Regions from separate parts of the Homo sapiens genome. Here region 2 is linked to region 1. A link is a loop called in an ENCODE intact Hi-C map of the cell type or tissue named here. Cell type or tissue: Caco-2. All regions are shown on one strand. Each heading gives the region's core, and the rest is flanking DNA. Links, peaks and the distances in the headings are about the cores only. Region 1 holds the start of LINC01162 (long intergenic non-protein coding RNA 1162). Region 2 overlaps SP8 (Sp8 transcription factor).

The links. Peaks named below come from ENCODE experiments on the same cell type or tissue, not always from the same donor. Only the 100,000 strongest peaks of a DNase experiment are listed, where the experiment ranks them.
Region 2: it touches region 1 in a loop (13-fold over the local background); 8 of 110 quality-filtered maps call a loop at or near these places.

What each region holds. Positions count from the first base shown.
Region 1 is chr7:20,830,541-20,838,907 of GRCh38, reverse strand. LINC01162 (long intergenic non-protein coding RNA 1162) reads right to left here and starts at 3,477. Exons shown (of 6, transcript NR_126381.1): 1 at 3,404-3,477. RefSeq lists an enhancer at 3,543-4,043. In Caco-2, for the core only: a CTCF peak has its summit at 4,042 (motif pointing right); a DNase peak (open chromatin) is centred at 3,577; H3K4me3 peaks cover 691 bases.
Region 2 is chr7:20,774,368-20,782,734 of GRCh38, reverse strand. SP8 (Sp8 transcription factor) reads left to right here. Exons shown (of 2, transcript NM_182700.6): 2 at 1-456. Among named protein-coding and RNA genes, the nearest start is that of SP8, 8.3 kb to the left of the region's middle. RefSeq lists enhancers at 5,436-6,016, 6,017-6,599. In Caco-2, for the core only: a CTCF peak has its summit at 4,549 (motif pointing left); DNase peaks (open chromatin) are centred at 4,564 and 4,828; H3K4me3 peaks cover 926 bases.

The DNA of each region.
Region 1 (8,367 bases), core at 251-8,250:
GCCTGGGCGACAGAGCAAGAGTCCGTCTCAAAAAAAAGAAAAGAAAATTGCCAGGTCTCTTCAGAGCTAGTCTCAGAACTGACTCAGAGACTCCTCTGCTGCTTTCTGTTGATCAAAGCAAGTCATGTGACCTGACCAGATTCAAGGAAAGGGAAACAAGACTCTACCTTTTGATGGAAGGGGCACCGTGAAGGTACAGGGTTAGGAAGAGCTATTGGTAGCCATCATTGTAGACTAGTACTACACAGATGATAAAATTTGAGAACAGCTATTTTAAAGTGATAAATCCAATAAAGACTGTTGAATTTAACATAAGAGCAGTTTTTAGTATTCTTAATGAGTTTTTGCATCAAACTGTTACTAATAAGCGTAACAACCCTAGACTGAAATATATGTACACGCAATGTAGAATACTCCAGAAAAGTGGTTTCTTTCTCATAATGCTAAATTGTATTATAGTAATTACTTTTTTAGTTTTTTAATCATTCATTCCTGAGACATTGGTTTCATCTTTGCAAAATATAAAATTGTAAATAAATAAGAGTATTTGGATTTAAAAAGTGTTAATGAAAGAAGATAACAAAATTCTTTCAATATCATGGTTTTATCTTAATCAAACCAGCCACGTGTATTGAGGAAGCTGGCAGGAGCTGCTCTCAGTGTAAGACCCTACGATTTAAGGCCTTCTACCTATCATGAGATTAATCCCTTCGGTTAGTTTGTTTTGGTTTTTTGGGTTTTTTAGAACGAGAAAAAAAAGGACCACAGAGAACTTTCCAGATCAATGAGAGTTAACCCAGCTTTCAAATACAGGAAATATTGGCTGTAAGGATATCATGCAGTTTCCATCAGAGATCTTGAGACCCGCGGCTTAAAGGAATGTATTATTTTTCTAAATCCTGAATTTGAATCATGTAGTTACAAAGAGCAGTGTTAAGGGCTGAGCATGGCTGACCGTCCAGCATCTGCTTTTAATTCAGCTTTGCTGCACTCTACTTGTCACGACTAAATTTTATAGGAAGGAATTAAATGCTTTAGATCAGAGGTCAAAAGCTAAAGACCCACAGGCCAGATACAATGACAGACATATTTAATTTGGCCTGGATGTTTTTTAAAATTGAAATTAGTTGTCATCATTAAAGAAAAAAAACAATACTTCAAACTTCTCAAAAAAGAAAATCAGGAACACTTAATACTAAATTTGCATTCCCTTATGACATCACAGGACTAAAGTTGATTACGAACTGGCCCCTGAAGATAGGTCATGCACTTTCCAGTGAACCATACTCCTCACTCTTCTCTGCTGTCTTCCTCTAGAATTACACCATTTACATTCTCTACATGATGTTTGGAAGTACTAGATTTTTAGTTTTTTTGCAGCCAAAGCACTATTTAGAAATTCAGGGATTTGAAAAGTGACTAAAAGATTCATTTGTAAATATTTATAAATATCACAGTTCTACTCTATTTCAGGCTAGACTTCCCTGCTATATATCCTAGCACATATTTTGATATACCTTGCCTGCACTGCAAATTGAAACCCATTTTTATTTCTTTTTAAAGAAATAAAGCCATTTTTAAAAGCTGTCATATATTAAGAAGAAGAATAGAATTTCTAAGAAAAAATCAAACTAATGAAATTTTTTATGTAGAATCATATTTTGCGTTTGTTTTCCCAGTTGAAGAGAAAAAGGGGGTGGGGAAATATACTCTGAAACAACACAAAGCGCAAAATATTGATGCAGCAAAATTTGTTAAATTTTTTTCTATCACATAGCTATCGCTACTTAAGGGCCACTATCATCATCACAAAATCTAAAACAAAACACAGGAATTTGTCCACTTCTTGATATAGCACTGCCATTAATATAATTTCTGTGCTTACTAAAACTGTCCTACCAATACACAATATTTTTATGTAAAGGATAGTAAGAGTGCCAAAAGAGCACTCAAACTGGGGTAACCAGAAGACATGTGGATGCAAATTCTAGCTCTACCAGTTACTCTCAGCAGATTTTGGGCAAGTCAACTTACCTCCGTATACCAGTGACATGATACAGTTGAGACTCAATATTTAACATCCAACTAATTCTTAACCTTTAAGATTTTAAAATTTATTATTCTAAGAAACTTTCTCCCAATCTGACTTGTGTGTGACTCTCTCAGAGTTTTACACCTTTAAGGAACTGAATTTAGTTACTGATCTACTTCGACTTCCTCAAAAGAGAGCTCCCCATGTAAGATTTTAAAATTTATTATTCTAAGAAACTTTCTCCCAATCTGACTTGTGTGTGACTCTCTCAGAGTTTTACACCTTTAAGGAACTGAATTTAGTTACTGATCTACTTCGACTTCCTCAAAAGAGAGCTCCCCATGTAAGTTAGTGTTTGTATTAGAATGGGGCACAATAGTTTAAAGATATGGCATTGGGGAGCACAGCATTGGCATTAAAATAAAATAACATTAAGCTCTAATATGAGATTTGAAAAACACAGTCTGGGCAGAGGGTCCAGTGAATCTTAGCAGGAATAACCAGTCTTCAGCATTATCAGCTTAGTGCTGACTGAAGAGTCATTTGGCTACATGTGATTTTTACACATCTGTCAACTAAAGCAGAGCTCCAAATGAAAAATCTGGCACATAGAAACATTATGGGGATTTGTGAGTCCCCCTGGAGAATTTTGGGTCCATAAACCAATGAATAGATTACTATGACACACAAATGGAATATTTTCATCTGTGACAGACATAATCTCGCCCTGGTACTCTTTGTGTCATGTTGCAGAAAACTATACGCACTGTCCTCAGACCTGCTTTAGTTGCCCATGCTAAAAGATGAGTGACAACACTAAATATGGAAAACATTGGCCGGGCGCGGTGGCTCACGCCTGTAATCCCAGCATTTTGGGAGGCCGAGGCGGGCGGATCACGAGGTCAGGAGATCGAGACCATCCTGGCTAACACGGTGAAACCCTGTCTCTACTAAAAATACAAAAAATTAGCCGGGCGCGGTGGCGGGCGCCTGTAGTCCCAGCTGCTGGGGAGGCTGAGGCAGGAGAATGGCGTGAACCCGGGAGGCGGAGCTTGCAGTGAGCCGATATCGCGCTCCAGCCTGGGTGACGGAGCAAGACTCCGTCTCAAAAATTAATAAATAAATAAATAAATAAGTAAATAAAATAAAACATCTAAGGTTAAAGAACGGAACCACCCTTGGGAAGACCTAAATGCAATCTCTGTCAGTACCACTAACTGTGGCCTCTGAGTTAGCACACTAACTCCAGTCCTAATACAAGTACATTATAAATCACCTCAGCGGTCAAGACCTCATTCGTCGTCCTGCAAACCTGTGCCATAATAGGTTTTACTAGTACAAAAACTGAGGCTCACTGTGTTTGTAACTTACCTAAAGTCACATAGGTGATAAAGGTGTCCCTGAATCCAAATCCACATATTCTTTCCATTGAGACAGGCAGGTGGGAAGGCCTCCCTGGCAAAACTCCAACCGGCCAGTGCACTGGGAGGAGTGCGCACTGGGATCGAGCCACAGAAGTTCGCGCGTTTGCAGCGGGAGGAGCTTGGCCCCTCCTCTTCCTGGGTGGAACCTGGGATTCAATCTGTGAGGCGGGAAGCCCAGTGGCAGGAAGCACACTCTCTCGCTTTGCTAAGAGTCTCTGTTTCCCCTTTTCTTCCATTTCACCCAATAAACCCTGCCCTCCTCTCGCTTCAAATTGTCTGTGAGCCTAATTTTTCGTGGCCATGTGATAAGGAACCCTGTCTTTAGCTGAACTAAGCAAAAAGTCCCACAACACTATTATGCCATAAAATGTCTTTAATCTATAAAATTAGAAGATAGCAAGTCCTTATTGAGTCATGAATTTCATTTATTTATTCAAAAAATATGTTTATAACTTGAATGAGTCAAAACATGGGTATATAAAAAAGAGGAATTTACATGTCTCTAGAAGAAAAAGAAGAGATTGCAAGGGTAATATTTAGTGTCCTTTTGAAAGTACATTAGTGCCAGGCACTACATAAGTCTTCCTGAAGGTGGTAGTACAGGCAAAGCATGCACTCCAAGCTTTGGGAACAATTTTTAGAAAAATTTTTGAGGTCTTTATAAAAATTGTCAAGGAACTGTTAACATAATGACAGCAACATATACAAATGTCTGGAACACTATCATGTATTTTAAATCTATTTTTTGACACAGAGCTATTGGGAAATATTATGTCAGCCTTTCAAGAAGTATATAATTTTGAGATTGAATAAAATCAGGTTGTCTCCATGTTTACTTGAATTAATGAGATGTTTGATGTTGTCCACCTTCTCCCTTGTTGTCCAAACCCTAGTGAGTGCCCTGACTTGAAAGCCAAGTTCTCTGTCTGTAACCAAAGAGAAAAGCTCATCACCCTGGTTAGACAAAGTTCACAGCAGCCACAGCCTTCTGAAATGACACACTGCCTCCATCAGTGTTCCTTCTTGTGTTCTTTTTGTGAAGAGTGTGTTTGGAGTTACTACAGTTTTTGGTCATCAGTGAATGATGATATATCTTTAGAAAGTCTCTGTAAGGGTAACCAAGGTTCCCTGAAGATGTGTAAAGTCTCTGCACAAGTTTGAGCATTCTTAAGGAGCAAATTAATAGTATTTTGTATTTTTACATTTGTACAATGAGAAAACGTTCTATAGGTTTGATATTCTTTCCTGGAAATACTTCCACAGGAAAACAGTATATGGAAAACCCATTTTTAAGGCAAGTTTATGTTTTTACATTAAACAACAATTGAAAATAAAATATTTCCATTGGAATATTGGGATCTTGACTTTAGTCCGTTTGTCAATTTAACAATTAATGATAGAGCTTAGCAATGACATATAGCTAACAGCAAAGTACTTGTGGCAGTACCCTCCTCTTCCCCCTTCTCTCATGCTAAAGAATAAAATGACATATTTCCCAAGTTAATGGTCCCAGTTAGGGGCCAATTTTATTTTCAAATAGATACAGAATCACAAGAAGTTGCCAAAATAATACAAAGAAGTCCCATGTGTATTTCACCCATTTTCACCTTCAAAGATAACATCTTACATAACTAATACAATATCAAGACCAAGAAAATGACGTTGGTACAAGTACAGTCTTATTCAGATTTCACCAATGTTGACAGGTACTTGTGTGTATGTACATATGTGTGTGATTCAGACAATTTTATTACATGTAGATGTGATAAGGGTACAGATCTGTTTCATTACCACAAAGATCCCTAATAGTTCTATTTTATAGTTATACGCATCCATCTCCCTCCCAGAGACCATCTCTATCCTCTGGCAACAACTACTCCGTTCTCCATCTCTATAATTTTGTCATTTGGAGAATGTTATAGAAATAGAATAATACAGTATGTTACCTTCTGTTTATAACCTCTTTTTCACTCAGCATAATTGCCTTGAGATCCATCCAACTTGTTACATGTGTAATAATAGTTGATTCCTTTTTGTTGCTGAGTAGTATTCTATAGTATGGATGCAACACAGTTTGATCATTCATTCACCCATGGAAGGGCATCTGGGTTGTTTCTAATCTTTGGCTATTACAAATAAAGCTGCTATAAACATTTGCAAATACATTTTGGTGTCCATAAGTTTTCTTTTCTTTGGGTTGAATGCTCAGGAGTATCGTTGCTGGGTTGTATGGTAAAATGTGATTAGATTTTTAAGAAATGGCCAAACTATTTTCAAGTGGTTGTACCATTTTGCATTCCCACCAGTAATGTATAAGGGATCCAATTTCTCTGCATCCTTGCCAGCATTTGGTGTTATCACTTCTTTTTTAAAACATTTTAGTCATTTTGATTTCAACTGGATTGTTTTACTACTGAGTTTTTTTTTTTGTTGTTTTTTGTTTTTTTTTTTGAGATGCAGTCTCGCTCTGTCGCCCAGGCTGGAGTGCAGTGGCACTATCTCGGTTCACTGCAACCTCTGCCTCCCGGGTTCACGCCATTCTCCTGCCTCAGCCTCCCCAGTAGCTGGCTGGGACTACAGGCGCCCGCCACCACGCCGGCTAATTTGTTGTATTTTTAGTAGAAACGGGGTTTCACCATGTTAGCCAGGAAGGTGTCGATCTCCTGACCTCGTGATCCACCCGCCTCAGCTTCCCAAAGTGCTGGGATTACAGGCGTGAGCCACTGTGCCGGGCCTGCTACTGAGTTTTGAGAGTTCTTTATCACATATATGGTTTGGAAGTGGTTGACAAATGTTTTCCTTAAATTTGTAGCTTGTATTTTCATCTTCTTACTACCATCTTTCATTGAGCAAAAGTTTTTAGTATCGAAGAAGCCAATTTATTTGTTTTCTTTTATATAATTATAATATTGGTGTCATGTCTAAGAATTCTTCACCTAGCCCGAGGTTCTGAAGATTTTCTCCCATGTCTTCTTCTAAACATTTTTTACCATATACCATATCTCATGGACTAATGCTTTTACCCTAATTCATATCCCATATACTTAAGGTCTCATTAGAAACAAATGACACCCTCCAACAGATAATTAGATAAAGCTTAATAAAGCAACCATTTACAAAGGTGCAGGAAGAGAAAAGAGAAACCAAGAAGGGTGAAGCACCCTAGGGGTAGCAAAGTGGGGCACTATTACCACTCCTAGGCCTGACTGGGCAGGAGGGAGAGGAGGTACCAGGGAGCTATAGCTGCAGAAGTCCTCACAGCAGGAGCTGTGGCCTGCCTAGCAATACACTGGGGAGGAGCCAGGAGAATACAAAGCTAAACTTCCCCTCTTCCTTCCTATCACTTGGCACCAGAGAACACAACAGCTTGTTTACATACTTCAAACAAGATATGGTATCAAGAAAAGTTGGATTTTAAGAAAAGTACCAGAATCCCTACATTTACATTCTTAAAGTACAGATGTCAATAAAAAGAAAAAAAAAAGAGAAAGAGGAAAAGGGAAAATCAGAAATTCCAGTGTCAGCTTATCTGATCATACCAATGCTGCATTTGAAATAAAACATGTAAAATACAAGAAATGCTTACTCTAATAGCAAAGCAAGAATTTCAAGCCTTGCTGAAGCTACTAACTATCCACTGTTTTTCTTTCTTCCAAAGGCAAGCCATCCTGATCAGGGAGGTGTAGTGGCATTGCCTTCTCCAGCCTTCCAGGACTTTCTGGATTGTCAAGCAGTAATTAACTTGGTTGGGGGTGGGGGGTAGGCAGAGAAAGCTGGGAAGGAAAGAGAGCCAGTAGATGGCAGATGGTTGTCATTTAGGCATTTTTGTCCATGTGGAACAGGATCCTTGCCAAGGGCAGGCCTTCAGTTCCCAGGCTGGAGAGAAGGAGGGTGTTAGAAAACAAGCAGTGGCATAGTCCTAAAAACTAGGACTAATAGAGGAGTGGAAAATGGTGACCTGAGATCTCTGCAGAGTCTCAAGGTCATTTGGGAGCAAAGGATTCCAGATCCCAGACTTCAGGGCCGGCTGCAAGATTCTGTCTCCTGATTTGCATATGGACCTGCAAAACCCAGGGCTGGGCTGGTGACCACCATCTGAAGGGAAATCTGAGGCTGTTAACATATTTGATTAAGTTTAGTTTGGTCAGGAAAATGGGTGGCTTGAACATACATGATTCAGTGTGGCAGCTGAGGAAAGCAAAGACGGGGTGTTGGCCCAGAGCTTTAAAAGGTTACTATGGATGTGAATGTTTTGTTGTTGTTGTTGTTTTGGGGATGGAGTCTCACTCTGTTGGCGAGGCTGGAGTGCAGTGGCATGATCTCGGCTCACTGCAACCTCTGCCTCCTGGGTTCAAGCAGGAGAATCGCTTGAACCCAGGAGGCGGAGGTTTTAGTGAGCCAAGATTGCACCACTGCACTCCAGCCTGGGCAACAGAATGAGATTCCATCTCAAAAAAAAAAGGAGAGAGAGAGAGAGATTTAACCTGAAGACTTGGCTTTTGCCCAGATCATACATCTCTCACTGTGACTGAAGGGTGTGAGATTCACCAGCTGTAGACAGATGTGCTGGCATCAGGTTGCCATGTCAATACCCTCTCTAGGCATTCATCGTAGGGAGCCATGGAGAAGCAGAACCTGCCTCAGCCTCCCGAGTAGCTGGGACTAGAGGCATGCGCCACCACGTCAGTCTAATTTTTGTATTTTTAGTAGAGACAGGGTTTCATCATGTTGGCCAGGCTGGTCTCAAACTCCTGACCTCAGGTGATCCACCCACCTTGGCCTCCCAAAGTGCTGGGATTATAGGCATGAGCAACCATGCCTGGGAATGTTTTTTATTCATTCAGTAAACAAATATTTATCAAGTTTGTTCAAAGAGCCAGGTCCTGTGTTGAGTCCATGGGACACAGTGTT
Region 2 (8,367 bases), core at 111-8,110, 56 kb after region 1:
GCTCGAATATGAATTTAGATAGGTATCAAGCTGTAACTAAGACAATATTTGATAAATGTTGGATGACATTTAATTTAATGGAGCATGTACTTATTTGCATTTGCTGGCAGTTCAGGCATAGTTAAAGTGAGAGTTCTCCTATATTTCATAATAAGTGGTCTGCCAAAACCCATGTATTAAATAAATTGTCCAAGTGAAACTCGACTAACTTTGGCCTTTGTGTATTTCCTGAAGGTAATATTGTTAACTGTTAATAAATACTTCTGACACTACATTTAAATGTTTGCAGATTCTGCAAACTAATTGCTCATTGTAATGTTGAAATAATTTGGATATTTCACATTGAAATGAAAAGCCTTTCTCTGGAGCATTTTAGATTTGCATTTTAAATGCATGAAATGTAATTGATTTATTTGTAATATTTTAAATGGTATAATAAACTCAGATAAAAGACTAGGCCAGTTAATTTGTATTTTTTCCCCTTTTTAAACTATGGACGTGCATTTTATCTTCAGTTAATTGTCTAATTTAAACAAAATATATCCTTGTTTGTGGTAATATTTAAATAATTACCTTTAAGATGTTAGATGGAAAGATCTATTTGGCAAAGCTGTGTTTTCTCTGTTTACCAAGATAAAGATTATAGTGTCTAAGGAATGTAATTGATTATTTACCAGTAGATTTAGCTCATAGCATCAGGATTTACTGACCTCTTAAAATTTGTACTAAGTCACAATTCAAAGAAATTTCACCATTCTCTTTCCTTCTCAGTCTCCAGAAGGAGTCAGGTTGTTGGCCATTGATTGCATTAGTATTTAAAAGGCCAAGCCTTACATTGGAAGATCAATACATCTAAAATAAAAACATGGGTTTGGGGATAACTTTTGTTGTTAGGAGGTGGAGGAGGTCAAGCTAACAAAAGCTTGTTTTTGGCATTCCAAGTCTTAGCTAAAGATTATGTAGAGGTAAATATCAGTAGTAGATTCCTGTTGAAATGAGTTATCTGTTCTTTTAAAGTCTCTAAACAGCCACCAAAGAAAAGGAAGGTTAAACCTTAATCTATTTACTAGGCTATTGTTCATAGGTGTCAATGATGCCAATAAAAAATACTGTCTTGTTATGTCTAAGTGCATTTAGCAATGGGTGTTCCTGAGCCATACTTTGAAACATAAAATACTCTAAATGTTGATTGATGTTATATCACTATTTCACTATTAGATTAATATTATTATTTTGAATCAAATTGAATAAAAAGTTAGTGTGTTTGGATTCTTACAAGTTTAGCTTCTTTATTTCTGTTTGCAATCTCCCCACCCTAAGTATAGTCTTGGTATACATCTTGAACTGAAAAATTTTCCATTGAAATCTATATATGGTAATTATAATGCATAGAAGCAAGTGAAAATACAAAGTGCTATGAGCACTGTAAATTGAGAGGAAAAAGCAATTAGGGATAAAAGATGTTTTAGAATAATATAGCTCGTGTCCAAGTAGGTGACACCTTTAATCCTGCTGTCTATGCAGGTATTTGAGGCCTCCAGTCTCTATGGTTCTAGACAAACAAGTTAACTCTGATTCTTTGGTATACTATAGTTCTAAATAATGGATTTTAAAAGTAAAATAGTTTCTTTCTGTCACTTTCTTCCTAGGATAACAAGCAGAACACAGTTTAAGTGTTGTTTCTTTTTTATTGAAAGTTGCAATGCTGAGGGATTCGGAAAGAGCGGTTCTGAAGGAGTTAAATGTAGTGGCAGGTAAGAGGAAAGCTGCTTGGTACATTTATAATATCAGTTGCATTACATGCAGAATCAACATTGATTTAAGAGGTGGGTTATGACAAGGAGAAATATTGTCTGGAAGAAGATTTCTTTGGGGTGATTGAAGGGGGACATTTTTTCTGCTGTACAGATGTGCAAACTTTCCCTTTCTTCCTTCTGGCTCCTCACCCTTCTAGCTTTGCTTGGTTTGTTTTGGTGGTTATGGAACAGTATTTCTAGCTTAATTTTCTGCAGGGTGGGCAGGGTTCTTTTGGGAAAACAGAAGATGAGGTACCAAATTGTGATTTTTTTTTTTTTTTTGTTCCTGTTTTGTCCCTGATAAAGCACTTCCTGGCAGTAGCTGGAGGCTCACTCAAGTGAAGTCAAAGGCCAGGTCTCACTTTGAACCAAGGGACAAGCTTCCAGTCTGGCAGATCAAGATAGAGTTAAACTAGTTGTTGACCCAGAAGTCAGGCCAGCATATATCAGCCCACCCTCCAGAGTCTGGAAAGGGCTGCCAATCCAACCATTTCCATTTCCTACCTCATCTCTTCTACAAACTTGAATGTTTCTTCCCTATCCTGCTTTCTCCTTTTTTGGCTCCTTCCTTCCTCACCTTCTCTCTTTGTGGATGATCTCTTTCACTGAGATATGTGTAACTGTGATTTGTTGAGGCTGGATTACCAACTGAAATATTTTATGTAAGAAACTTAATTTAAACCAATATGATGACTTCCTCTCAGAACAACTGATGCTGGAAAAAGCTCCTGAATGGGTTTGCCTTCCTTCCGCCCTGCTCCTACCGGAATCTTGGCATAACTTCTCAACTGGGCTTCCTTTGGTTAGAGAATACTGAAATTAAAATTTAAAGACAAGCAGGTGATGAGACTGGACTCCTAAGTAGGCAGATCGATAATTTTGCTATCATTTTCATCTTCATGGATCTTTTGGTGAGGTTATTAAATGGAATGCTACAGAAGGCTTGTAGAGGAATTTTTTTAAAAATAAATATTGTAGAGGATTGCTCAAAGGTCAGATGATCTTTTTGGCTGATAAATTAAGGCAGAAAAAGGGGGAAAAAAGTGTGGATTTGATTATTATCTGTTTGCTAAGATGGTAAAGATAAATATTATCATGAAGAATTTAAGAATTTTGCTCAGTGTTTTGTACAAACAGCCTCAAAAAGGGATTGATTTGATGCAGGTATTTTGAATAAACTGTGGTTGTTCATTTTACTACTGATTTTTGCTGCTTCTGTCCAAACAGGCATTATTTCTCTTTACACTCCTAAGAAAAACCCAGATATTACCAACATCTTTATCCTTCTCTCTCTTTTTAAAAGTATGGTTTCTGCAGTTGCTTCCTTCCTTCCTTTCTTCCTCCTTCTCTCCCTCCCAATCTCCCTCCTTTTTAAAAAATGGCGCAGAAGATCAATTCTGTGCCTGTATTTCAAGAAAATGGTGTTAAAGTAAGGAATCGAAATATAGTAATGCTGTACCCATTTTAAAGTCAGGGCTTTGGTTTTGGGTGGCATCTTTTGAAGACTGCTCAATATAAATAGTTGATGTTATTTTAAAAATAAGATTCAGAATTTTCTCCCTGTTTATTCCCTGCTTCCGGATTAAAGGAAAGCCGCTAATTCCTTGCCATCCTGGACCCTAGCCGCTGCGGTTTAAGGGGATGCGCGTCAGTGGCCATGTCTTTAGATTCGCTGCTCTCCCTGTGAGCAGAAATGTTGATTTGCTGCAGCGGCGGGGAGGGGGGATCTATTTTTCCCTAGTCCCTCGGCGCATGTTTAATTTAATTTAATTTTCTGCGGAGTCTCTTGGCGGTGAGGAAAGCAGCCTTATACATTTTGCTTTGGTTCCTAACGAACAGTGGGAGAGCTCTAGGGACAGCGGGGAGGGCTTGAGGTGACCTAGAACTCGGAATAAAGCCCCGCTACAAGCTGTCGCTTTTTCCTGGTATTCTAGTACCGTTTTTGAAAGTCCATCTACCGGAAATGTTGCTTTTTTTTTTTTTTTTTTTTTTTGAGATGGAGTTTCGCTCTTGTCTAGGCTGGAGTGCAACAGCGCAATTTCGGCTCACTGCAACCTCCGCCTTCCGGGTTCAAGCGATTCTCCTGCCTCAGCCTCCCCTGTAGCTGGGATTACAGGCGACCGCCACCACGCCCGGCTAATTGTGCATTTTCAGTAGAGACCGGTTTCACCATGTTGGCCTGGTCTCGAACTCCTGACTTCAGGTGATCCGCCAGCCTCGGCCTCTTAAAGTGCTGGGATTACCGGCGTGAGCCACCGCGCCCGGCCTGGGGCTGCCGCTTTTAAAAAGCCCATTCCTCAACTTTGCTTCTCAGGCACCAATTTCTTGCTGCGCGGGAGGAAACGCTGGCAGCGACCTCTGCTTCTCTCGCAGGGCGCTGAGCCGAGGTCCGGCCTGCCCAAAGTTCCCTTCGTTCTCTTTTCGAATGAATTCTGCGAGAGGTTTTGAGCCTGGGAGGATTTCCCTCCCTTTCTAAACGCTACCCTCCGCTTTCCTCTTCCCAGCTCCTCGAAGTGCCCAGTACATTGAGAAAGACCCCGGGGCCCTCCCGGGGAGGGTTCCGAACTGGCGATCCGCACGGTCCGCTTGCACGTAGCAGCGAAGAGTGAGGTGGTGGTCTGGGGTCTCCCCGCGAGCCCTGGCCCCGGCCCGGGCCCGCCGCTCCCCTCGGGCTGCGGGCCGGAGCAGCCCATCGCCGCGCCCACCGCACACAAAGGCACCGCGGCCGCCTCCGCCCGCTGCACGGACAGCGAGCGCCACCCTGTGCCCTGCTCCCGTTCTGCAGCGCGCTCAGCGCGGGCAATGCCGGCCAGACCCGCCCCGCCAGTCCCGGGCCTCTGACCTTGGGCAAACCCACGGTGGGAATGCGCGGGGAGCCTCCCCCCGCCCCGCTCGCCTGTGGGCTCTCAAAAGACACTCGGGCCGGACGGGGTGAGGGATTCCCCTGCCTTCGCTTCCCTCCCTCGCTTGCTCTGTAGTTTTCCCGCACCAGCCCGCTGCCCTGCGCCATCCTAGGGCCTCGGAGCCCGGGGAATCTGTCCCATCCTGTCACGGGGTGCCGCGCTTGATCTTTCTGCCCGTGCCACCGGAGGCTGCTGCGGCGTGGACAGACTCAGATTCTTCTTCCTGAACTTGTTCAGCTTTCTCTCTGTCCTGGCCCACGACTGCCTGCCTTTCTTCACCTCCTGTGCTCTTTTCTTGGCCAAACTGCTTTGTGTTCACTCGCACCCGCCTCCTCTCCCCAGCGACGTCAAAGTGCAGCGTCCTCCATAGGTGGCAAGATTTATTCTTGTCATTTTATCATGGGGTTGGCAGACTCGACGAGTGAAGGAACTTGCCCACATTTCCCCACACTGTTATCATAAAGAAGGCGCAATTAAGTGTGACTGGCTGTGAAAACTCTGCGCTTTTTAGTTTCAGGATATCAAAAAAGTTTAGCTACCCTGGGACTAACAGAAAAAGTGATGGATAGATAGGTGGATGGACACAGATGTAGAATCACTGAACCTGTTGAACAGAACTCTACTGCATTGCACCCAAAACCCAACAACCTCTCATGGGCTTCCTTCCCAATGCTCTTCTCTCCCGACTCTGGGCCTCTGGGTCTTTGGGGACTGCTACCAACATTCTGAAGGTCCCTATTCTGGTGACATCTGAAAGGAGATCAAGATAGATCAACCCTTCGGAGAAGAGCGTCATGCTCCGCTTAAAGGTCTTTATTTGGAGAATGTACCTGCCTCTCCCCGGGCTGCCTGAGGAAAGGAGCTGGCTCCTGGTAAACCTTTCCCCAGCCCCACCCCCTGACTCTTTTAGGCGCCTCTAGGTCTTAGGCCTTCTGGTCTTGGAAGTCATCGCACAGGTTCGGATCTGTGGGTTCCACTTTGTATTCTCGAGACATGCCAAGGATTAAACTTGGCTTTTATGGGTGGTTAGATACGCACTATGTACATGCATTTAAGGCATCCTGTGATGAGGCTGCAGCATAAATCTTCTCCCGCACTTATATTGAAAGAGCTCTCGGAGACGCACACCTGCGCGTGACAGGGCTCCAGTCATGTCCCCTCGTGGCTAAATCCACGGGCTCCACTGACCCCAATCCCCCACAGTGGGGAAGGAAGGAGGGCCGCCTATCTTCGCTTGCAAGCCCCTGCAGCCGCCGGTAGAAGCAATCTGGCTTCCCGGAGCTCCAGGATATAATTGACACGTCCACCTCCGGAGCCGCCACCACTCTCCTCCCTCAAGCCAGCCGGCGATGTGAGCCCACACCCCCACCCCCTCTCTCCGGGGTCCGGAAAGCTGGGAAGCGCTGGAATGCCGCGTTCTCTCACCCTATTGTGCCTAGGTGTTGCAAACCACTGGAGGACAGAGCTTCGCGCTTTGATCTCATGTCCCAGTCATTCTTTAGCACAGAGGGGTGAGTTTAAATTAAATTTCTTTCTCTGCTGATAAGTCGTAATGGGCCTCAGAAGGTGAATAATTATGCAGTAACATTTCATGGGTTGTTGGAGTGGGAATTCCCACTGCGCTGTCATCAAGAACAGAATTTCCCTCGTACGCTCAATGCTAAAAGAAGCTTTGCAAGTAAGCCACAAGTGTCTTTCAAATCTCGATGCAGATGATCTAGTCCTTCCCTACTCACCTTTCTTGCCCCTACAAATCTGTGTCGTCCTTTATTTTTTCATTCGTAGTTTATAAGTGGTTTACGAATACTTTTAAAATCAGTGCTAAAGGATCTTATATTTGAGGTAAAAAAAATACTTAGCTTTGATGATTATGCATTTCTATCAAGACAAAGCACACACTGATGAAAGCTGGGGCCGCATTTTCCTGGGAAAAGGCAGATGAGCCACCTGAGATTTATGTCCAAATACCTGGATTTAGTCTGGCCAACTATCTTCACTTCTTTTAGTGAAATAGTGCTTTTTGGTTTGATTCCTGAGGAGAGTCCGGACCCGAAGTTGCTGCAGGGATAAGATTTGATCATTAGTGTTCTGAAGGTATCTAGTTGCAGTTGAGAAATTGACTTTCCATGCAGGAAGGTTAAAAGGCAAAATGCCTTGGCTGCTTCACTCAAAATAGCCACCTGCCTATTAGAAAATGTGGACTTAATTCTTGGAGATATCAATTTATATTTAATTTCCCTCCAACCTAGATAAAAAAAACAGCATCAACAGTTTGGATATTGTAAATGGGTCATGACATTTTGATACTCAAAAGAAAATCAGACCCTTAAAGAACTCTCTAAAATTGTAATTTAAAAGCACAATGGACTCTTTATTGTTTTGTTTTTTTAAAAAATCCTCTATACCCCCATTCACTTTAGTGCTTCATCGCATAGCATTTTCATTGTTTACTTTTTGTCCCTTTACATGTCTTCCTTTAAATGAATTGAGCTCCCTCAAGCTTTAAGATTTCCAAATCAACACACAGAAACTGGAGCCTGCTTACCAAGTTTTCACTCCTCTCTTGGCAACTAATTTGAAAGGGCTCAAACAATAAGTTGATTTACATTATGCTCATTTTACCCTGAAATCTGTGCGAATGTTGAAAAACCCTTAATCTTTCACCTTGGGTTATCTTTACATCTTTGGGGGAACCAATCCTTCCAGCTTTAAGTTTTTTAGCTACTCCATTTTAAGCGCTGAAATAGAAGAAAGAAAGTAGATCTTTTTCTTTTTTCCCCTAAAGTTCAAGTGATTGTCTAGTTCAACTGAAAATAAAGGATTTGTACTGCCCAATTTTGCACCCAATTTAATGTCCCTAATTATGTGGCACCCTATCATCAGGTTTCCATCATTTCAGGAAGTTTTGTGCTCATTCTTGTACACTGATCAATGCTTCATTTTTCTCTTACATGCCTATCTCTTATGATTATTATTTTTTTTCTAAGCAGGTCTTTCCCCTTTCAATTTAACAAACAATGGCCTTATTGCAGGGAGGTGGGGAGGGGAGCTAGTACCAGGTGGAAATGTGTTTAAAAGACATTCACGTTATTTAGCTTTAAAAATATTATTGAGTTATATATTCTCTTTAACAGAATTTACACAGACTTTTTCTATAGATAAATGAAACTTTTATTTAGGGCAAAATATTTTTTATAACATTAAATTATATTTCTCCCAAAACTTTAAGAAAAGAAAGTTTTTATAGATGACAATTCAGTGGCTTTTTACTATGAGGCAAAGTAACTTTTGCTGTTTCTCCAGTAAATAACTATTTGACTTAAAACTGCAGTGGTTAAGTTTAAGGTCCATATACATTATACTTCCTGTGTCCTCAGTATTGACATATTTTAGTGAGTTTCACAATTGAATGTTGTCATAGCAATGAACAGAGATCATTAAAACAACCTCGTAAATATTTTGGCTACAAATACTGTATAGTTTTCAGTAGAAAGCATATGATATATTAATAATTCATTTCATATGTAATTATTAAATTTGAAATGCATTGCTTAGTGATGTGTTCACTAAGTGTTTTAGTATGTATATCCAGGAAAATCAGATTTGGTGAACTTTTCATTCTTGAAGTTCTGCTTGTTGTTTTGTAGAGAAAATATTACTTTCACAAT